Linked DNA regions of Homo sapiens: regions 2 and 3 are each linked to region 1. The links are chromatin loops, found by intact Hi-C in ENCODE. Cell type or tissue: heart right ventricle. All regions are shown on one strand.

Evidence for each region. A loop is a pair of places that touch in the nucleus more often than their neighbours do. Peaks named below come from ENCODE experiments on the same cell type or tissue, not always from the same donor. Only the 100,000 strongest peaks of a DNase experiment are listed, where the experiment ranks them.
Region 2: a loop joins it to region 1, with 2.0 times the contacts of the local background. A loop is called at or near these places in 3 of 110 quality-filtered maps.
Region 3: it touches region 1 in a loop (2.9-fold over the local background); 5 of 110 quality-filtered maps call a loop at or near these places.

The regions. Positions count from the first base shown.
Region 1 is chr4:159,209,997-159,217,996 of GRCh38, forward strand. It overlaps RAPGEF2 (Rap guanine nucleotide exchange factor 2), which reads left to right. Exons shown (of 30, transcript NM_001394067.2): 4 at 504-587. Among named protein-coding and RNA genes, the nearest start is that of MIR3688-1, 85 kb to the left of the region's middle. In heart right ventricle, no CTCF peak of the experiment used is centred here; a DNase peak (open chromatin) is centred at 3,137; H3K27ac peaks cover 5,848 bases.
Region 2 is chr4:159,341,133-159,349,132 of GRCh38, forward strand. RAPGEF2 (Rap guanine nucleotide exchange factor 2) reads left to right here. Exons shown (of 30, transcript NM_001394067.2): 20 at 432-815; 21 at 1,847-2,058; 22 at 2,149-2,272; 23 at 2,904-2,927; 24 at 3,974-4,197; 25 at 5,657-5,866. Among named protein-coding and RNA genes, the nearest start is that of MIR3688-1, 220 kb to the left of the region's middle. RefSeq lists a silencer at 345-639. In heart right ventricle, no CTCF peak of the experiment used is centred here; no DNase peak of the experiment used is centred here; H3K27ac peaks cover 3,407 bases.
Region 3 is chr4:159,394,863-159,402,862 of GRCh38, forward strand. No RefSeq gene overlaps it. Among named protein-coding and RNA genes, the nearest start is that of MIR3688-1, 270 kb to the left of the region's middle. RefSeq lists an enhancer at 6,461-7,660. In heart right ventricle, a CTCF peak has its summit at 3,699; DNase peaks (open chromatin) are centred at 3,690 and 6,209; H3K4me3 peaks cover 1,031 bases; H3K27ac peaks cover 7,648 bases.

The DNA of each region.
Region 1 (8,000 bases):
GTGTGCTGTCTTTTCTGTAACAAAGAAGAAAGATGATGGGAGGGATAAGAATATATGTCCATTATTGTGTGCATATACATAAAGAAATTCTAAAAGAATACCGAAGAAATAGTGGAGAAATGTGAGAACTTGCTGGACAGGGAAAATGATTAGAAATAGTAAGTTTCACTGATAGCTCTGGGTATTTTTTCATTTTATGAAGCAAGTGAAAGTATTTCATGTTCAAAAAAAGTAAAAAAACTTAGAATGGTAGATGCTATAGGTCTAAGGAACATTTGAAACATTTAAATGTACTGATAAATATATTTGGTGTATTTCAGGGATACAAAGTAATTTGTAAAAATGATTTCAGTAGTTGAATAATGGTATTTTTATGAATGTGTTGTATGCTATTCTTTATTATTTTAAAAGTAATATGGGTGCTGCACTTTGTGCTATATGTTTTAATTTTTTGTTGTTGTTGTTATAGGTAACAATCTGATTCTGTTACCTTTTCTTTTCAGCCCTGATGATATTGGGACCTGCTGGTATATCCTTCTTTCTGGTTCCGTGTTCATCAAGGAATCCATGTTTCTTCCAAGAAGCAGGTATTGTATAGACATTCTGTAATAGATTATCCATGAAGCTTGAAATTCTTTTGCAGAATTCAGTTCTAAAATTCTTTTCTCTTCCTGTGTTCTCTTCTGCTGATACAAAGCAAGACAGTACTTTGGGGTGTTGATGCATGAATCTTTAAGAAATAACTTTGTTTTGTATATACTTTTCCAATCTCTTTAACAAAGGGCAAGAACAGAAAACATGCTGATGACATGTGCATTTGTTACATGATCATGTCAGCTGTGTTGAGGGCACATTTGCTCCTAGGGAATAAAATCAGCTCAAGATAGCTTAGATAAAGGGGGACGAACTTAAAGAGTATAGCAGGCAGTCTCATAAACATCTAAAGAGAGGCAAAGAAAGTTCATTAAGACCACATGGGACTAGAAATGGAAAGCCAGGGACTTTCATTGACATTTTTTGCTTCTCAAGACCATATGGCCTTTCATTTTTGCATTTGTCTGTGGATTGGCTACCTGCTCTGTAAGGCTGTTAATTCCTTTCTCCCTGTGTCTTTGGCTTGTATGTGCTGACTACTCACTTATGGCCTTATGTCCCTAATGTTTACATTGTTTTGACTGCAGTGCTGGTATTGTCTTTAGATTCCTCAGGATACAATCTGACTGGCCTGGGTTGGGGCGGATGTATTCCTCTGTTCCAACCAGCTGTGGCCAGAAAGGGTTAGGGCTCATCTGTTACATACATGATTGCCTAGATTCAGGTTCCCCAAGGGTGTCAGCTACTGAGTTTCAGTAGTTACGTTTCTGTGTGCTTTTCGCAAGTAAATAATTTTTACTAAAGGTTTTAAAATTTTAAGTATTTTTATTTTAAATTACTAAATAAATATTTTATTTGAATCGACTAAAGTACAGGGATTGCCCCTTTCTGTCACTTAGCTCTTCTATAAAAATATTGTAATGTCTTGTTGATAAATATTCTGACTGGGTCAGGGTCATATTAAGAATCTATTTGAAAGATGTGAACAGATTTTTATAAAAGGTCAGAGTCTGAAACAAGGAGAGGTAATTTTGCACTGTAGAGAAAGATCAGCCTGGGTGTGGTAGCTGACGTGAGTAGAATGGGCTTTTGGTGGCCAGAATGCTAGTGAAGGAGTGCCAGAGGCACGTTGCATTTAATTAAAAATAATCTTGGGTGCGATTCTCATGCCTCTTTGCCCTTCTACTTCTTTGAGGTCAAATTGGCAAACATAGTCTCTTTGGAAAATGGTCACATGAGGGAGGGACACTCTATTGCCTGCTTGTTTCTGTAGTAGCAATAGTCTTAGAAATGATGCTAGCATTGGTGGTGGTGGTAGTAGTAGTAGTAAAGATAGTAATAATTGTAGTAGTAAAAATAATAGTAATAAAAGAATGACGACAAAATAGCTAAGCTTTTACAGTACTTTCCATTTACCAGGCACCATTTTAAATGTTTTGTATATGTTAAATGATTTCATAACTCTCCTTTGAAGTGGGTACAGTTATTACCTGTATTTTATGAATGAGGAAACGATGGTAATACAGGATGGAGCGTAGTTGTACCTCCTGGAAATCTGCCTAGAAAGCCTAGAGTGACCCTGTGAACCAGCTTCGATAATTCTAGGAATTCTGTTTTCGGCAGGAATGTCTCCATTGGAATCGTAAAGCTCTTCCACTCCTTCAGACTCAGGACCTATTATTTGGTCCCTTTTTGGAGGTTATGTCTGACTCTATTTCTGAACTTAAAAGAAGGTGCTGGCAAATGGTATTTAAGCATTGGCATATTTTAAAAATTACATATAATTTAATATAAAAGTAGTAATTACTACATACATTTTCAAAAATAAAGAGAAGAAACATTATCAGCTAAAATCCTGTCATCGGAGATAATCATTCTTTAATAGTATTTTTTTCTCTACACTTATATGCTTGTATTTAAGATCATGCTTTAAATACAATTTAATGTCTTCCTTATTCTGGTTAAAGAATATATGTGTTGCCTTATAATATTAAAAATTCTTCAAAAAAGATTTACTCTTTATAACTTTTAGTGCCTATTTAACATTCAGCTATTTGAACTTTCCACAATTTAGTTAATAATTTTAAAGAATACATTTTATTATAAATAATGCTGTAGCAAATGTAATTTGAAATTTATGTCTTAAAAAGAGCACTGATTGTGACTTTATCATCATCTTAATACAGGGTCTGTTGTACAAACTAAATCCATAAGACTGAAACCCTAGAACAGTGAAGAAGCCAGTAGTGGTCGTCCTTGACTACCAGCCATTATCAAGTAGTCAAGTAACAGCTTGTTCTAACTTCTGGAAAGGGAACTTAATGTTCAGAAGACTGCTATTCTAGAAAAAAGAGTTCTTGCAGTTCAGACTTATTTCTTGAGCACATTGGACTCTACGTCTAATTATTTTAAAAGATGACATAAGTTATTCTTTTTCTGGCTGGATGTCAAGTGCTTGCCAGTTAGTACTTTAATAGGGTGAAAGAGGGAATGGCGGTTCCGACGGAATGACAAGCCAGTACTATATATAGGTTATTCCTTCATGTTGCACCTGCTGACAGTTTGCACCGTCCAAGTTGCTTGTTTCCTTTGGGGATGTTGCCTTAGGAATAGGACTGAGATTGTTTTAATGAGAAAGAGTTTAATGGTGTTATGTTGAAGATTGGCGTTAGTGATTCAATATATATTTCTCTTCCCAGAAAATATTGAGGTTCTATATGGATTAGGTATTACTGACAGTCCAGTTTATAAAACAACTAGTTTACAGATTATTCTTCACCCCAAGTTTTTATCATGTAAGCCTGGAAATTGGTTATCAGTATATAATAAGTCAACCAAGCATTCTCTTGAAAGTGCCAACTCGTTTTGACGGGTAATTCACCTTGAAAGTACCAAAGTAGCTTGAACAACATTTTTATATTTTTGATGAATTCTTATGAAATTGTTTTGACACATGATTTCATCCGGTGAAAAGGATGATATATATGGCAGAAAATCTGTCATTTGGCTTCCAGATTTAATTAGCCTTATTGAAATCCTCAGTTGACGTTTAAGTCAGCATTTTATGTTTTTCTAATTTTTTTTCTTTTGTTTTTGTTATCTTCCTAGATAGATGAGGGTGGTTTGGGTATGTATTTTTACTTTGGTTGTTTGAACATGAGTATTGTTCCTTGTTAAGATTTGTAGAGCTTATGAATTCCTATGTGACTGTCAGTGACAGCTTGCTCACTCTTCTCCACTTCAAGCAGTTTCAGTGATTATGAATGTTGTTTTTGTGAGTTTTATTTTTAATCTACTAGAAATTTGTCAAGTTTTGAAACATTGATATTTATACAAGTGCCTGTAATGCCATGTATTTTATGTTGTTACATATATTGTTGCCTTCAGATAGAGCTGAACTCTTATTTGATTTACAGTTTGTATTGAAGCAAGGTACAATTTATAGTTATTGTTTTCTTAAAAGTCTTATTTAAAATGAATTCAGTTTCTTTGTATCAATGGAAGATTGCTATCAAAGGTAATTTAAGAATGGAGTGTATGGGGTGAGAGAGAATATTTGCCATAGGTGAATATAGAAACAGAGCAAACTGTGATGTGTTTTTTCAGATCTATGAGTGAAGCAATTGTGGACACTGTTGTAAGGTTGTGTGCTGCATAACTTTATGAGGTGCTGATTACACCCATAGTCATTGTAGGTTGATTTATTAAAATAATTGACAGGCAGAGGGTAGTAAGAAGAAGGAGTTTTTCCTACATAATATTTTCAAAGGCATCATTTGCAACAGCTGTGGGGCTAGACAGCAGTAGATGAAGATTATCTTATGAGGTTGCAGATTTAGAAATGGTTTTCTAATGTACCTTTGCTTTATGCTATTGTACCTAATGGATAGGAAAACATTGACAATTTTCATTGCCCCTAATTACCCTAAATCAGTATATTTAAAAAATTGTAATAGAAATTGTGGAATTTAAAATTTTGTCTAAAATTACCCCATTCTATGAATGATGAAGCTTATTTCCTAATAAAGTCACAATATGATAATGAACCAACATATTATTTTTTGCCTGCTGACTTCCAGAAGGCTAGGAATTTATTAAAGATAGGTTCAGGCTGTATTTCTAAATGTGTATCTAGCTCTTTAGATTATTTGTTAAAGAAGGAGATAGTTTACCTAGGTTTTATGTTAACTCATTGAGTTAGAGTCTTTTTCTACTAATTTATCAGTCATTAAAAAACCTATTTGCAAAAGGAGAAAAAACAGTATACAATTTTTATTTTGTGGGGAGGGAGTTGTGGAGTCTTACTCTGTTGTCCAGGCTGGAGTGTAGTGGCACAATCTCAGCTCACTGCAGCCTCCGCCTTCCACGTTCAAGCAATTATTGTGCCTCGGCCTCCCAAGTAGTTGGTATTACAGGTGCCTACCACCACATCCTGCAAAGTTTTGTAGTTTTAGTGGAGATGAGGTTTCACCTTGTTGGCCAGGCTGCTCTCGAACTCCTGACCTCAAGTGATCCTCCCACCTTGGCCTCCCAAAATGCTGGGATTACAGGTGTGAGCCACTGCCAGTTTTTTGTTGTTGTTGTTTGTTTGGTTTTTAAAGAGACAGGGTCTCAGTCTGTCATCTGGGCTTGAGTGCAGTGGCGCAATCTTAGCTCACTGTGGCCTCAACCTCCTAGGCTTAACCCATCCTGTCTCCTCAGCCTCCCAAGTGACTGGAACTACAGGCACACACCAGCATTCCCTGCTGATCTGAAAAATATTTTGGGGGAAAGATGGGGTTCTTGCTGTGTTGCACAGGCTGGTCTCAAACTCCTGACCTCAAGTGATCCTCCCACCTTGACCTCCCAAAGTTCTGGGATTACAGGCATGAGCCACTGCACCTGGCCTGTGCTAGATATTTAAGACATGAACCATTGTTATACAGAGAAACTCTTTTTATGTTGGTCACAGTCTTAAAAAATCACTGCTATTGAAATGTTTAGTCTGATTTTCTTAATAAAATCAATTTTATCATAGAAGTCTCAAAGGAAGGGCCTTTTAATAGAAATAGTCATGTGTACCATATTTAATCATAAACAACATCTTTATTGCTCTGATAGTTTAAAACTTTTTATATCTTTTATATAGAGCATTTGGAGAGGAATCTCTTCACTTTCTTTTATGTGGTGACCAGGTAGGGACTGTAAGGTTGAAGGGAAATTAATCCCAGGGTAGCTATTAGTCTAGGAATTTCCAAGATGCCAATAGGAGGTTGGTAATTAAGGCTGGAAACCGGAGAGATTAGGACAAAGACTATACAGAGAGTGGAGGCTTCTCATGCATGGACTCTAGGGTCTGAAATACCAGGTTATTTGGGCATCAGACTTAGTAGGCAAAATAATCTATACTACAAGTGTGTTAAGAAATTTTATCTGTCACTGAAAATGTACTGGCAGTGGGAACTGCTGTACTGTGAAGTGCCATCAAAATTGAGGTTTGCTTCAAGGGCCCTTTCCATGCTTATCTATGGATTATCCTGCTCATTTTAAAACATTAATTGAAACATGCATTGACCACACTCCTACTGTGTGGTCTCTACACTGAGTCCTGGAATATTCAAAGGAAGCAAGATGATCTACCCCTGCCATCATGTAACTTAGTATCTGCTTGGGGCGATGAGGCGGTTGCATAGGAAATAGAAAAAATTCCCTGAGTGTCATTGAACAAGTAAGTTGTACGGTGTAAATTGACATGGCAAAGACCATACAGAATGCAAAATCATTTCAAAGATGGGTATTTTAATGTATGTGGAAGGTCATCAAGGGTGGCTTTTAAGGGGGTATTTTCTGAGTTGGGTTTATAGTTTAGATTGTTGGAAAGTGGTCAGAAAGAAAATGTGGACATGATAAAGAACATGAGTGATGGCACAGAGATAGGATTCAGCGAGGACAATTCAAACATAACCAACAGCTTGAGTGAGGGTAAAAGAATGAGATCAATTTATCTAGAATGCAAGTGTAGTTTAGGGAGTGAAATAGTTACAGAAGCATTGGTAATAGTGGCATTGATGAGAGCTCTACTTTACAAAGCTGTATAACTTGGTTGGAAAGCTGGGACTGTTGGTAAATTAGGTCTCAGGTAACACTGGCAGAAGGTTGAAAGAAATGTGCATATCATGTATTTGCACCACGTTGACTGTGTCCATTTACAATTAGTGCTTCTCCTTCATTGATACCAACTGTATCCATAATTTAAAAATTAAAATTGTGCTGTGGTACTCTTAATAATCACATTTTAAATTACAGCTGGCAGTTATAATGAGAATAAGTGGAGAAACAGGACATTTAACTAATCAGTTTGGAGAGGCTGAAATACTATTCTCATTATGATTCTCGTGACAAACAATGAGCTACTTGAGTTTAAAAATCGCAGGCCTACTTTCTGCTTGCCGGTGCTGCGTGATAAGTTAAGTGATTGCTCTGAGAGCTTGCAAGGTTTTTTTTAGTAGTGAAAGGAGGTAAAACAATGGATGAGTGGTTCTATGTGGCAGAGACTGAAGACAAATTTACTTGTTTGTTTTCAAGTGGGATTATTTATTTTAATTTTGATTTTGATTTTAGATTTAGGGGGTACACGTGCAGGTTTGTTACAAGGGTATATTGCTTGATGCTGAGATTTGGGTTTGATTGAACCCATCACCCAGATAGTGAGCAAAGTATACAATAGGTAGCTTTTCAATTCTTGCCCGCTTCCTTCCTCCTCACTCTTGTAGTCCCCAGTGTTTGTTGTTGCCATGTTTATGTCCATGAGTACCTAACGTTTAGCTCCCACTTATAAGTGAGAACATGTGATACTTGGTTTTCGGTTTCTGTGTTGCGGCCTCCAGCTCCATCCATGTTGCTGCATAGGACATGATTCCATTCTTTTTTAAGGCTAGTAGCATTCCATGGTGTATATGTACCACATTGGCTTTATCCAGTCCACCACAGATGGGCACCTGGGTTGATTCCATGTCTTTGCTATGGTGAATAGTGCTGAGATGAATGTGCAAGTGCAGTTTTCTTTTTGGTAGAATGATTTCTTTTCCTTTGGTTATATACCCAGTAATGGGATGGCTGGGTCAAATGGCAGTTCTATTTTTATTTCTTTGAGAAATGTCCAACCTGTTCTCCACAATGTCTGAACTAATTTACATTCCCACCAATAGTGTATAAGCGTTTGCTTTTCTCCACAGCCTGTCCAGCATCTGTTGTTTTTTGACGTTTTAATATAGCCATTCTGACTGGTGTGAGATGGTATCTCACTGTGGCTTTGATTTGCATTTCTCATAATTATTGATGTTGAGCATTTTTTCGTATGTTTATTGGCCACTTGTATGTGAAGACAAATTTAAGTGTTTCTTATTTCATGTAAAGAGCTATATAGG
Region 2 (8,000 bases), 130 kb after region 1:
TCACAGATTATTGATAAGAAAATAAGAAAATAAGGAAAATAAGAGTGATGACGTACTTGGGTCTAATCTTTCCTGCTTCCTGCCTTAGGGCCTAGTCCCTTTTTAAACTAAAAATGTGGATATTTTCTGTTATTTTTAACAAAAAGGGTAAAATACTTCAGAAATCAGGAAAAGAAAGGATAGAAAGTGCAACTAGTGCGAGTGAAATTCCATGTGATTTGTTTGTTTCTACCACCTACTTCTGGATAGACAGTTCTATGACCAGGTAACTGAGATAGCAGCTGTGCTGTCTGTCTTGGTTAAAAAGAAATCTTCCATAATTCAAATCAGTGCTCTCTCAAACTTTCCATAAAAAGTAGCATTATTCTTTCAAGGAATATCATGAGATTGCTGCTTAGGCTTTGACTCTGATATGTTTCTGTTTTTCATAGGTATTATCTGAAAAACAACATGGAAACAGAAACTCTTTGTTCAGATGAAGATGCTCAGGAGTTGTTGAGAGAGAGTCAAATTTCCCTCCTTCAGCTCAGCACTGTGGAAGTTGCAACACAGCTCTCTATGCGAAATTTTGAACTCTTTCGCAACATTGAACCTACTGAATATATAGATGATTTATTTAAACTCAGATCAAAAACCAGCTGTGCCAACCTGAAGAGATTTGAAGAAGTCATTAACCAGGAAACATTTTGGGTAGCATCTGAAATTCTCAGAGAAACAAACCAGCTGAAGAGGATGAAGATCATTAAGCATTTCATCAAGATAGCACTGCACTGTAGGGAATGCAAGAATTTTAACTCAATGTTTGCAATCATCAGGTAAGAGAGCACATTTTTTCTTAAGATTCAGTTCAGTTCACAGATTTAAAATATGTATCAGTCCAGGAACATCATATAATTAGTATAAATGCTATAGGTTTTAATTGACTCATAAGAGACAATTCTTTTTCTCTGAATCCTAACCTTAATCCTTAATTTAAAATCTCTCGTATCAAAAAAACAGCTGTGCCAACCTGAAGAGATTTGAAGAAGCCATTAAGCAGGAAACATTTTGGTAGCATCTGAAGTTCTGATTTGGAGCTCAGAAAATCTATATCCCCCACTTTTTTTTTAAGTTTGTTTCAACTTTTCTCAATATCAGTTTATTTTTCTGTGGAAATAACAATACCGCAAAGAGTTATCAACAAGATTAATGATGTAATGTGTGTGGAGTTCCATCAAATAGCACAAAGCAGATGGCCGGGAAATGTTAATTTTCTTCCCTTTTTTTAAGAGCTTAGATTGAGGTTAGAAGAAAAAAAAATGGCAACAATTAGTTATATTGATGTTGAGGGTGATTATTAAATTAGTCATTTTCTCTGTCTGGGAGTTTAGTCATACTCTCATTACTATCATAGCTTTTATTTTATTTTATTTTATTTTATATTATTTTATTTTATTTTATTTTATTTTATTTTATTTTATTTTATTTTATTTTATTTTATTTTATTACTAGAGGATATTTGCTCAGTCGGTTTTATCAAATGGCCGCTATGGGCTAAGCACTGCTATGTGTACATACTGCTGTGTATGGAAACAAAGCATCAATACTTACATTCAGGTGGTTTTACTGATAGTAAACAGATGAGGTAGGTCTATACGGAAGAGAAGAGTAAAACGCCTTGGCTTGACCCTGACCCTACTTCCCTGTGCCATCTCATTCCCCAGAATTATCATGAACAGTTTCTTATGCAGCCTTCTGTAAATTGTTATGCATATAAAGCATAAACATAGAGATGTTATATGTCAATAAATAATCTGTACACTATTTTACTTTAGTTGTTATACCATGTTTCTTTTTCTCCTCTCAGTGGCCTAAACCTGGCACCAGTGGCAAGACTGCGAACGACCTGGGAGAAACTTCCCAATAAATACGAAAAACTATTTCAAGATCTCCAAGACCTGTTTGATCCTTCCAGAAACATGGCAAAATATCGTAATGTTCTCAATAGTCAAAATCTACAACCTCCCATAATCCCTCTATTCCCAGTTATCAAAAAGGATCTCACCTTCCTTCACGAAGGTAAACATAAGGCAGAGGGTTTCCATCTTTGCTTGAAGAAGCACAGAATAAATGCCATGTGATTTCCTTTTCCTCCTCTGTCAATTTCAGGAAATGACTCAAAAGTAGACGGGCTGGTCAATTTTGAGAAGCTAAGGATGATTGCAAAAGAAATTCGTCACGTTGGCCGAATGGCTTCAGTGAACATGGACCCTGCCCTCATGTTCAGGACTCGGTGAGTATGTCATCTTCAGTGGCACGTGTGAGAGTAGAGAAGGTTAAATTTAGAGCTTCCCAATAAATGATTTTTTTAAAGTTTGAGTATTTATATTTGTAGTACGGCAGAAATTATAGTAGGATGTGCTGAGAATCACCTGTGAGCTCTAATTTGGAATAAATGTCTTATTCTGTATAAAGTGTTCTTTCGGCTGTCAGTAAAAACAGTTTGTCTTTCAGACATTTTCAATGTAATAGACACAATTATGTGTTTCTTATTTCTCAGAACACTGACTTGTAGAGCTAAAACTCATAGCTAGTAGTATGCACTAAAATATGTAAATACCCCAAATAGTCTTGTCTCAATATCCACACAACAAATTTAGCTAGCAGTGTAGTAAAAAGTGATTAATTCAGTGAAAGAGAGAAAAGTCAGTCTTAATTCTAGAACAAAAAATTTAAATGTATGTGTCTTTTAAGCCAGAAAAATATTTCTAGTAAAGTTGCGTGTGTGAGGTGATTATGCAGTTTAATGTTTGTGGGCTTCTAGAACTGCTTATCCAGAAGTCTAGTCCTTTCTTTCTGAGCTTGTGATCTTTCTGTCTCTCTTTCTACACCCATGCTTCAATCTCCATGGCTCTCACTTACAGGAAGAAGAAATGGCGGAGTTTGGGGTAAGTGGTGGAGACCTTGCATACCCACACACAGTTCTTATTCTGCTCATTGCATTGTTTTCTTACCTGCTGTATTTTCTGATGCTTTGCATTTTTGCATTTTTTTCCTTAACCCTCGTGCTGTAGCAGAATTTCAGATGGCAAATTGACTTCAAGTTTAATCTGTTGGGGCTTTTGCTTTTGAAGTCATGATCCATGAGAGCTGTGAAATGATTGATGATTGTTCTGGGGAACTACAGGCCAGTTTTTCTGAGCTCTTAGAAAAATTTTATTTTCATATAATTGGTGTGTCTCGAAATGCAGAAAGCTCAAAGTAGGGGGAGGGGAGGAAGGATATTAGAAGGGAAAAGTTGTGCAATTAAAATATTTCACAGATATGTGAGAAATAAATATATTTAATATAAAATAGGTGCCCCCAGGTGTTAAACCCAAATTTTTTACAGCTCAACTAACTACTATTTTCATTCTGTATAAACCAATCCTTTTTAAAAATAATTCTTAACAATTCATGTGCTCAATGGTTTCCATACATATATGTTTACATTTGCATGATTGTTTTATTAACAGATTGACCGTATTACTTTAAAAACTCACCACATTCAACTCAAGGCATAAGAAGACAATTTTGAACATTGTAGCTAATTTTATTTAAATTTATGTATAATATCCTCTTTAGGAGAAGTAATTTTAATGTTGCAAATCTTAATGATTATAGCTGTGTATTCTTGCATGAGCTTTTACATGTAATTATTGTTTTCTGGCACCTGTGAGAGAACTGCCTTAAATGCTCTATAGAGTGAAAAGTAGAATTTCCTAGTTGGAACTGAACAGGTGCCAAACATAAATTTTTATATGTATATTATGTGTAATTTTCTTTAAATTTTTAAAATCTGTATTATTCTATATTCCTGTGTAACAGTTTACTCACTGGAATGAGGCATGTGACCTTTTGAACATAGACTATTAATATCAGTCTTGGCACATTTTAAATAGATAAAGTACTCCCATGCTAGAGTGAGCTGCATATGTACCTTTTCATCTTCCAGGTCTCTCAGCCAGGGTAGTACAAATGCAACAGTGCTAGATGTTGCTCAGACAGGTGGTCATAAAAAGCGGGTACGTCGTAGTTCCTTTCTCAATGCCAAAAAGCTTTATGAAGATGCCCAAATGGCTCGAAAAGTGAAGCAGTACCTTTCCAATTTGGAGCTAGAAATGGACGAGGAGAGTCTTCAGACATTATCTCTGCAGTGTGAGCCAGCAACCAACACATGTGAGTTTTTCCTTAAAGTGGCTGCAGACTTTGGCTAGGATGCAGATTTGTTTCCTGTGCAGTGGTATGGGCAGTGACAAAATAAGGCTTAGTGCAGAGGGGGAGCTAGCAATCCTGAGATATACTAGTCTTTTCCTTGAATGCTAATATTTAATACTGGGTAGCACTGTGCACGGCCAGGCCGTCATGTCAACTGGGTTAGTATGTGGAAGATGACACTGTCCACATCTAAGGCAACCCATTACTTTAGTTTCACCTGGACACAACCAGTACACATGCAACAGACGCATATATAGATATGGCTCCCATTTACATGTCTTACGTTCTCACAAAGCTACCCCCAAAGTATGGGCAACCTGAGGGGAGTCAGGGCATAAAATTGGGTGTGCTGGCTGCCTTTTAACCACTAGCCCAGACAACACCGAACAACAAATTCAGCTACCAGTTAGTTAGAGCAATGATTCTGCTCCACAGTGAACCACAATAGCCTTTAAAAATCTGGTTAATCTATAAATGGGGCAGTTTTTTTTTTTTTCTAAATCTGCATCTTGACTTAAAAGACAAAGGCATTTTCCATTCAGTACACACCTGTGTCTTTTATGGGCAGGTTTGAAGATGTCTTCTGTAGGATTTAATTTAGATAGGTGATTTGAGAAGATTTGGATTATTAGATTTACCCAGGATGCTGTAGAAGCACTGTGTCATGGTGAAGAGCTTGTCCTCTGGAGTCAGAGTGGTCTGAGTTCAAATCCTGTTTGTCTCCTCTTACTAGCTGCAGCCTTAGGCAACTTACTTGACCTCCCTAATCCTTAGTTTCCAGGCGTGTAAAAGGGAGGAAGCATACATATGTCATTGAGTTTTTAATATTAAAATGCTACATATACAACATTTTATTGTCCTAAATTGCTTTGCCATTTATCTACCACAAAATATATACTCAGTATGATACTGAAGCATTATTGGCTACTGTTTGCTTGCATAGATAATTCTACCTCCTAGGAATATGGTAGTAAATAGATTGCAGTTGACAGCATTTATTAAATAAAAACTTAGCACATACATGTCAAACAATTTGGGACACCGTTTTAGAAAAATAGTGCCTGATGACTTTTCTGTTGTAGCTTTTATCACGTATTTGTTTCTTTCATATACATGGATATAACATATTGAACTACCCACATTTTTCTATATTTTTAATGGGGTGTTTAATAGTACAATCATCTTTTGAGATTGCTGACTTCATAAAGTAGATACCTTTGTCCTGCCACATATCTAATATTTTCTGTAACTAGGGTCCCCCATCCATTTTCTGTGCTTCATAAAGGCAACAGGAAGAAAGGTGTGCATTAATTTAGTATTCTAACTGCAGAAAATGCTCACACAGTTCTAGAATTATCTTCTACATACCTACTAGCATCTAAAATTCTTTGTTCTATTTTCAAACCCAAACAATTATCAGTGCCTAAGAATCCTGGTGACAAAAAGCCTGTCAAATCCGAGACCTCTCCAGTAGCTCCAAGGGCAGGGTCACAACAGAAAGCTCAGTCCCTGCCACAGCCCCAGCAGCAGCCACCACCAGCACATAAAATCAACCAGGGACTACAGGTTCCCGCCGTGTCCCTTTATCCTTCACGGAAGAAAGTGCCCGTAAAGGATCTCCCACCTTTTGGTAAGTGATTACATTCATTTCTTTTTTTGGTGCCATTCACTGTCATGGTTTGCAAATTAGGAAAAAAATATTTGTCTTGGATAACTTTGTCTAATATATTTGAGTTTCTCTGTAATTATTAGCTCCTAATAAAACATGAACACTCAGCAAGTTAAACCTGACTTTGCCAATGGAAGGGGTTGTTTTTATAAGTAATATCTCGTTTAGTCATGCTAATTTGCTACGACAGGGTGTTAATAGAGAAGTTATGTGTCTATTAATTTAATTTTTGCTAAGCGCAGAAGATGCTTTGTTCATTTACATTATTTAAACTGGTTTTGCTTTACAACCAACAAACTGCTGGGATTTAAGCAGAATATTTTTAAGTTAAATGAATTGTCTGAAGGTAAATTCTTATTTGTTGACTCACTGATTCTATAACTTAGAGGGAAAAATAAAACAACTAACTCCTGAATATGAAGGAGCTAAATTACACTTCATCTTTCCTACTAAAAGAAAAACATCAGCCAGGCACGGTGGCTCACGCCTGTAATCCCAGCACTTTGGGAGGCTGAGGCGGGCAGATCACGAGGTCAGGAGATCCAGACCATCCTGGCTAACACGGTGAAACCCTGTCTCTACTAAAAATAGAAAAAATTAGCCGGGCGTGGTGGCGGGCGCCTGTAGTCCCAGCTACTCGGGAGGCCGAGGCAGGAGAATGGCGTGAACCCGGGAGGGGGAGCTTGCAGTGAGCCTAGATCGCACCGCTGCACTCCTCCAGCCTGGGCGAAAGAGCGAGACTGTCTCAAAAAGAAAAAGAAGAACATCTAGTAGTTTAGCCCCTTTGTGGAAGTGGTACAACACAATAATTTTTCATAAAATGTACACCTTCTTTTTTTTCTACGTATATGTGAATGAAACAGTTAATAAAAAACAAATTATTAAAAATAAAGGGATAGTAGGCTGGGTGCAGTGTCTCATGCCTGTAATCCCAGCACTTCAGGAGGCTGAGACGGGTGAATCACTCGAGGCCAGGAGTTGGAGACCAGCTTGCCCAACATGGGGAAACCCCATCTTTACGAAAAATACAAAACTTAGCCTGGCGTGATGGCGCATGCCTGCAGTCCTAGCTACCTGGGAAGCTGAGGCACAAGAATCGCTTCAACCTGGGGGGTGGAAATTGTAATAAGCCGGGATTGCATCACTGCACTCCAGCCTGGGCGACAGAGCAAGACTCTGTCGATAGATAGATAGATAGATAGATAGATGGATGGATGGATGGATGGATGGATGGATGGATGGATGGATAGATAGATAAAGATATAGAGAGATAGATAGCAAAGAGTTTACTTAGATAAAATTGGGTGTTGATAACTAAGTCCCTGCACAGTTACAGCCCATCTGTATGGCTTGGGTGAGAGTCATTTCGTAGACCCCTCACGTACTCTGTATCCTCACCTCATTCCATCTGATCAGCAAGTGTCCTCTTTATTGATATGGGGAGAGAATAAGAAAAGAACACCTTTCCTAGGTACATTTCTCCTTTCAAATATTTGTGTTGATCCTCTCATCACAAACACATTGAATTATGTGTTTCTTTATATATTACGTTTTGAATATGCATGCATTCCTGAATCCCCTGCAGTCTGTATCGTCTTTATGCAGAACTTCTCATATGGAAGATTATCAGTCTTCACTTTAGCTAAAAATGCCTATTAGCCATATTTAATATAATGTAGATGTCTCTGAGTATAAAGCTCTATCCCCCATGTTTCTGAAGCCATAGCTCTCAAAATGTCTTTAGTTCCATTTATGAACTTTAGAAATGTGGATGAAATATTATATGTTGTCTTATATTTATTTAGTTTAACATACACATTTAAAGTCACAGTATATAAAATACTAATTTAGAGACACTACAGGTGTTCCCCCCACTCCAGTCCATAAAATAGTTTTGTTCTATATACTTTCTACATCTTTAACATTGGTGTCTTTGTCATCACTAGCACCACTTTTGAAGTATCTCACACAGCTTTCTCAGGCATAATATCTTCACATCCATCCAACATGGTTTGAAAGGTAGTACTTTTTAAATCTGTGTATGATGCTGGCCTTGGAAATTTTTTCCAGATCAAAACTACCCATTCAATTAGCT
Region 3 (8,000 bases), 180 kb after region 1:
TTTTTCACCTGACTCCAGTGTTGTCTGAACATCCACAAACAGCCGATTAACACGATATAGCTCAAGGATAGATGTGAGAATCTAACTTTAAGAAACCAATGATAATTTTACCTTCAGAAACTGTGTCTAGATATACTATTAGATGCTCCATGGAAAAGGCTCCACTTGGTGAAAAGAAAAAAAAAGGTTCCACTTGGGTCTTATCCTGGTGTAGTGGACGTATTAATTTTGTTTGACCATCATCCATTTCTCCTTCTTCTATGAATTTAACCTTTATCTTGGGCTGGGCGTGGTGGCTCATGCCTGTAATCCCAGCACTTCGGGAGGCCGAGACGGGCGGATCACAAGGTCAGGAGATCGAGACCATCCTGGCTGACAAGGTGAAACCCCGTCTCTACTAAAAATACAAAAAAAAATTAGCCGGGCAGGCACCTGTAGTCCCAGCTACTCGGGAGGCTGAGGCGGGAGAATGGCTTGAACCCAGAAGGCGCAGCTTGCAGTGAGCAGAGATCGCACCACTGCACTCCAGCCTGGGCGACAGAGCAAGACTCCATCTCAAAAACAAACAAACAAACAAACAAACAAAAAAACCTTTATTTTGGGGAGAGTGACCACCCCTCTTTATCATGTGGCATAGGTCAAATGCTCACTGTTTATCATGTGGCATAGGTCAAATGCTCATGCTAAGTTTAAAAGAAATTTTTTTACAGGGTTTCTCTCTGTTGCTTAGGCTGGAGTGCAGTGGCGCAATCATGGCTCATTGAAGCCTCAAACTCCTGGGCCCAAGTGATCCTCGCACCGCAGAATCCTGAGTAGCTGGGACTGCAGGCATGTGCCACCAAGCCTGGCTAATTTTTGTATTTTTTGTAGAGGTGGGTGTCTCCCTATGTTGTCCAGCCTTGTCTTGAACACCTGGCCTCAAGTGATCCTCCCACCTCAGCCTCCTGAAGTGCTGGGATTACAGGCATGAGCCACTGCACCCGGCCTCATCCTAGTCTTAAGGAAAGCACATGACTCAGGCCTGGCCAGTCACAGTATCAGAGCTTGTTAGTTACAATGACTGGGTGAGTATTGTACTCATGACCTCAGCTAGGTTGGGAAGAATCCTTTTTGGGATTTTTGCTGGAACTTTTGTGAAAGAGGCATTGTCTCCTGTTGGGGTTGCCACATGGATCAATTAGAAGATGACCTTTTCTCGTAGCTATTTTTTGCAAATACTTAGGAACATTAGCCTTTGTCTGGAAAAAAAAAAAAGCAACACAGACGAAAGCAAGTCAAAAAGATGGAGTAAGTAAAAAAATTCCTAAAGATGTAATTGAGTACTTGCTTCCCTCTGTGCCCAAGTCTATCTGTACCCCTGCACTTTTCAATTTTGTGAGCCTACACGTTTTTAAAAAATTTAAGCCAGATTAAGCTAGGCTACTCTGGCAACCAAAAGTGTCCTGATTAATACAGTTAGCTTTGTGTGAATTGGAACAATTGGCCAGGGCAAAGAATGAAATACTGTTAGCAGGTCTTGTGGTCCTGGTTGAGAGAGACTGAGGAAAATTAGATTAGAGGACACAGTTTTGGCCGGGTATGGTGACTCATGCCTGGAATCCAACATTTTGGGAGGCTGAGATGGGTGGATCACATGAGGCCAGGAGTTCGAGACCAGCCTGGCCAACACAGTGAAACCCCATCTCTACTAAAAAATATACAAAAAAGTAGCCAGTTGTGATGGTTAATACTGAGTGTCAACTTGTTTGGATTGAAGGATGCGAAGTATTGATCTTGGGTGTGTCTGTGAGGGTGTTGCCAAAGGAGATTAACATTTGAGTCAGTGGACTGGGAAAGGCAGACCCACTCTTAATCTGGGTCAACACCATCTAATCAGCTGCCAGCGTGGCTAGAATATAAAGCAGGCAGAAAAATGTGAAAAGACTAGCTTGGCCTAGCCTCCCAGCCTACATCTTTCTCCTGTGCTGGATGCTTCCTGCCCTCAAACATCAGACTCCAAGTTCTTCAGTTTTGGGACTCGGACTGGCTCTCCTTGCACCTCAGCTTGCAGACAGCCTATTGTGGGACCTTGTGATCATTTGAGTTAATACTTAATAAACTCCCCTTTATATATATATATATGATATGTAATAGGATATATATATAAGATAGGATATCCTATTACATATCATATATATCCTATTAGTTCTGTCACTCTAGAGAACCCTGACTAATACACCAGGCATGGTAATGTGCGCCTATAATCCCAGCTACTCAGGAGGCTGAGACAGGAGTACTGCTTGAACCCAGGAGCTGGAGGTTGCAGTGAGCTGAGTTTGAGCCACTGCACTCCAACCTGGGGGACAGAGTGAGAATCCATCTAATAAATAAATAAATAAATAAATAAAACAAAAGGAAAGCATTTTAAATTAGCAATTTAAAATAGTGCAGACCACCAGACAAAAACCTAGTTTTGTCAATTGACCTGTATTGTAATGCATAAAACCAAAAATTATTTAAAAACATAGTGCAGGGTGATCCACATTATTCAAAATGAATTAAAAGCCATACGTATTAGCCAAAATAATAGCTCCCTCCCTCAAAGAGAAGGTGATGTGAAGACAGAAAAAGTATAGAGCGAGGCCAAGGTGGGTGGATCACTTGAGGTCAGGAGTTCAAGACCAGCCTGGCTAAGATGGTGAAACCCCATCTCTACTAAAAATACAAAAATTACCCAGGTGTGATGGCACACACCTGTAATCCCAGCTACTCGAGAGGCTAAGGCACAAGAATGCTTGAACCTAGGAGGCAGAGGTTGCAGTGAGCCGAGATTGTGCCACTGCACTCCATCCTGGGCAACAAAGCAAGACTCTGTCTCAAAAAAAAAAAAAAAAAAAGAAGTATAGAGCGACGTGAGTTAGAACCAAGAAATGCCAAGGCACCTCCAGAAGCTGGAAAAAACAAGGAACAAATTCTCCTCTGGACACTCCAGAAGAGACCAGCCCTGGCAATGTAAAACAAATTTTAGATTTCTGACCCCCCAGAACTGTAAAAGAATACATTTGTGTTGTTTAAGTCACTATATTTGTGGTAATTTAATACGGCAGCAAAGAAAACTAATAAGTACACCCTGTTAAATGAGGTGGGTAGTTTTGAGATGGACCACCTAATATTGGAAAGATATTTTGCGTCTTAAACTTCTAGCAGCTGTAAGAGGGAAAAACATCTCCAAATATGCCTGGGCTTTATTTCCTAAGTGAATTAAAAGAACATTGCTAATTAAGGGTAAAGATGGAGATTTTCTAGTGATTCTTTGAAAGGATCACCAGGTTCAGATTGTGTCATGGTGCTCATGACTTGATCACCTAGTTACTGCAGAGACAGAGAGTATTAGGAGGCTTTCAAGGAAGGTGGGCCGATTCTCTAGCCAACGTGAAATGTTGGTAGACAAGAAGCTAAACTTCCCCCCAAGAGACAGTATGTCAGTCAGGAAACTATTTCCTGTCCGTTGAAATATCTTTTTATAGCTGGGAAAAACTTTGGGAAAACCAAGTGGTGAGCCATGGAAAAGGGTTTCTTTGTTTATTTACTTTGGCTTTTCGAAATGTTCTTGGACTTGAGTGGACGTCTGACTCTGGGGAAAACAGACATAAGGACAATTAAAGATGTCCCAAATTGACTCTGCTGGGAGGAACATTGCTCGTTGCTGCCCTCCAGAGAAGTTCAGAGAGGGAACAATGAAAAGCAGAAGGCTGATGAAGAAAGGTCAGGCTGTATGCCAACAAAGGTCAGCCCGTATGCGTGTCTGTTGCACCTTGCGTAGCCTGTGAGTTTGCCTGAAACCTTTCCATAGAGATAGCAAAATATGCTTTCAGCTCAACTTTAATTTAGAAGCCATATCCTATCTTGGTTGAGTGCCACCTTGTTTAAAGTAACATATTCTGGATCTGTGTAGCTGGGGACACAGAAGGGGCCCACCATGAGATTTTAGGCTTGTGAGCATTCTTTATGCAGGCTTCTCTTTGCGTTAAGCTCTTCTGGAGAGACAGTGACCGGCCGGTTGCCAGAATTGGCCTTAGCACAAAATTCTTGGACAAATTTGGGGCAAGATCTCTTCAAAAGTCCAAGCTGTGGGTCATCAGGGGCAGACCCTCACCCTAAGAGGAGACGTTGAAGTCAGCCAATATTGTCCAGAAATTAAACGCTGGAGGGGGCCAGTGATTAATGGCTCACGCCTGTAATCCCAGCACTTTGGGAGGCTAAGGCAGGAAGATTGCTTGAGGCCAGGAGGAGTTCGCGACTGGCCTAGGCAACATAGTGAGACCTCCATGTCTACAAAAAAAAAATTAAAAAATTAAAAATGTAGCCAAGTGGGCCGGGCGCAGTGGCTCACACCTATAATCCCAGCACTTTGGGAGGCCAAGGCGGGCAGATTGCCTGAGCTCAGGAGTTAAAAAATTAGCTGGGTGTGGTGGCATGTGCCTGTAGTCCCAGCTACTTGGGAGGCAGAGGCAGGAGAATTGCTTGAACCCAGGAGGCAGAGGTTGAAGTGAGCCAAGAACACACCTTCACTCCAGCCTGGGCAACAGAGCAAGACTCTGTCTCAAAAAAAAAAAAAAAGTAGCCAGGTGTAGTGGTGTGCACCTGTAGTCCCAGCTGCTTGGGAGGCTGAAGTGGGAGGATCATTTGAGCCCAGGAAGTTGAGGCTATAGTGAGTCATGATTGCACCGTCTCAAAAAAAAAAAAAAATTAACCAGGTATGTTGGTGTGTGTGCCTGTGGTCCCAGCTACTTGGGAAGCTGAAATTGAGAGGATGCTTGAGCCCAGGTATTAGTTTGAGGTTAAAGTGAGCCATATGAAGACACTGCATTCTAGCCAGGGCCACAGAGTGACACCCTCTATGAAAACAAAACAAAACAAAACAAACCAACAAAAAAACAACCCACCATAGAGAGGGAAGGTATAATGGTTTTAGGCATTTAATTTTTTGGTGTCACTGAAGGATTTTGTTTTTAATTTAGATTCTTCGCAGGAAGAGTTGGTGATGGTGGTGATGGTGGTTGTAGCTGTAGAAGTGAGGAATGCATTTGTTTGGGGAGGTTAAAGGGGACCATTTTACACTGAAAGATGAACGTAGATGTAAAACTAGTAGCTACAAGAAATTAACCAAGAATAGAGTGAGGCCAGAATTAGACCCTCAAAGAACAGCAGATAACAAAGATATCCCCTAAAAGCAGCGAATATTTACCAGGTGTTTACTCTGCAAGAGAGATGGTCTTTTTTTATGTCCTTTACCTATTTAAGCCCACACAGTACCCCTATCATGAAAGTGCTATTGTCAGGATTCCCATTTGACAGATGGGAAATGGGGGCCTGGGAAGTCCAAAACCACCCAGCCAGTAAACAGAGGAACCAGGCTTGCACTCAGTCAATCTCTGTCTAGAGCCACCGAAGAAAAATGGGAGAAAAAATTTGATGCTGCAAAAGACGCCCCTCAAAGATAGATAATGATGCCTCCAAGCCAAAGGGAATCTGCCTGCTGAGAGGGGGTCACTTCTAAAGGCACTCCTTCCTTAAATGGAAGGCGGAGGGAGGCAGGGCAAGGTGACTACCCCTGCCTTCAGCATGGTCCTGGCAGCCCCCTCTGTGCATTGAATGGGGTGTGTCAGGCCAGAGTGGGCTGGGGCTTGAGTGTGGTTGGGGGGGAGTCCTGAGGCGAGGATAGTAAAGATGGGACATGACCCTGAGGGCTCAAGCTCAGGACAGGCTCAAACATCCCTTTCTTCCTGAGATGGGGTTGTCTGACTCCCTGGGGGAATGTGATTCTGTTTGCAGTTAAACCAATTTGAATTAATCTAGCAAGTGTCAATTCTTTCCCTCGGAACTGTGTAGAATGCTATTCCAAAATTAGACTAACTAGTGAAACCTTCTCACAGGCTTCTTTTTTACAGACTGAGATAATGTTTCGCTCAAAGATGCTGCTGGATGAGGCAGACCATTTTAATCACAGTGAAGCTTCCCCCCCAGGCTTTCGCTGCCTCTCCCACCTTGTGGGGACCTGCCTGGGAGAAGTTTCACACGCGCCCCCGCTCCACCTCCCACCCTGCAGAACTGCTGCTGGCTGGACGCTGGCTGCACCTTCTCGTTGAGAACAGCTGCTGGCTATTTCCTCATTTCTAAACTTCCGAGGACAAGCTTGGAGTGCAGCTAAGCCTTTGGAGATGCTGCAGCTACTGTTCTGATCCTGGGAGGTGCATTTCTGAGGCGGACAGTCAGCACTGACAAGACAAGTTGGAGGGAACGAGCTGGCTGAGGGCTGGGGAGCAGCCCCTCTCCTTGGAAGAACTCTGATGGGAAACAGATGCTAAGAAGGGATTTATGGTTTATTCCAAGGACAGATGAGATAAGTTGTGGATGCACATGATTTTGTGGGGGAAGCAGGGGAGACCCAAGCGGGACACAGCCAGCCTAGCCCGTCAGCAATGAGAAAGTGTCCTTGGGTCTAGATGGGTGTGCCTGGGAGCAGGGCTTGGATCTTAGGCATTGACGGTCACCATCTGCAGGACAGGGGCCACCAGTCCATGGATATCTGATCTTCTTAGGGTCCCTGGAAACAAGGGGGACAAAATGCCTGAAGGCTTCCTGCTGCTCACTCCTCCCCTCTGAGTCCCTCTTCCTGACCTGCTCCACACCCTCTGTTCTTCCTCTCCCGCCTGCTTCTCTTTTCTTGCCTTCTCTCCACCCCTTCTTGAGTCTGCTCTGTTTATTTCATTTCCTTTTTAAAATGTTGTCAGCATCCTTTAGCTAAGGACAGCCATCAGTATCACTATTCTGTGTTATTTTTCTCAGGTAAAATGCTATTTTGTTTAGTAACCAACCCTGCCCAGCCCCCCACTCCCCGTCATGCTTCCTCTATTTTTACCCCGCACAGCCAGCAGCAAGACTGGGGCAGGAATACAGAGAGCACTCTGGGTTCTCCCCCAGCCTGAGGCCCTCCCTCGGCAGGACCCAAGGAGCACTACACAGCCCAAGGGCTCTGATAATCCACCAGGCCCCATCCCTCCATTCTCTCTTTGTCTCCGATACAAATTGCCTGGCACCAGTGCCCTAGAGCAGGCTATAATGAGAGGTGATTATCCCATCCCTGCAGGAGAGCCCTGGGACAAATCCTCCAGCACTTATGGACCTGTTTACTTCAGTTACTACTGAAAGTCCAAGTCCAAGCCTTCAAGGTCAACCTTCATTACTCCTACCGTTTTTCCCATGGGGTTCAGAACATTCTCTCATCCGACTCATGCTCCCACACCTCTGTGACCCTCAGTCATTCCTCTGAGCCTCTGGAATTCAGAGTGTGTCATCAGTACAATTTCCTGTCTTCGTTCTCATCTGGGAACATTTCCTTCACCTTCTTGTTTAACTCTGAGCTTTCCCATGCAGCCACTATTACCCATATGTGGCTGTTGAACACTTGAAATGTGACTAGTCCAGATTGAGATGCGGTATCAGCATAAACACATACTGGATTTTGAAGACTTCATATGAAAAAAGGAACTTAAACTATCTTGAAGGATACTTAGGTGGGTATAAGATTCTGTGCTGACGGGGCGCGGTGGCTCATGCCTGTAATCCCAGCACTTCGGGAGGCTGAGGTGGGCGGATCACCTGAGGTCAGGAGTTTGAGACCAGCCTGGCCAACATGGCGAAACCCCATCTCTACTAAAAATACAAAAAATAGCCGGGCTTGGTGGTAGGCACTTGTAATCCCAGCTATTCAGGAGGCTGAGGCAGGAGAATCACTTGAACCCAGGAGGCGGAGGTTCCAGTGAGCTGAGATTAGTAATTAACTAGGCCCAATGCACCACTGCACTCCAGCCTGGGCAACAAGAGAGAAACTCCGTCTCAAAAAAAAAAAAAAAAAAAAAAAAAAAATTCTATGCTGTCAGTTCTTTTCTTGTAGCCCTTCAAAAATGTGGTTGTCACTTCCTTTTGGTCTCCATGGTTTCTCATGACAATATGTTGTC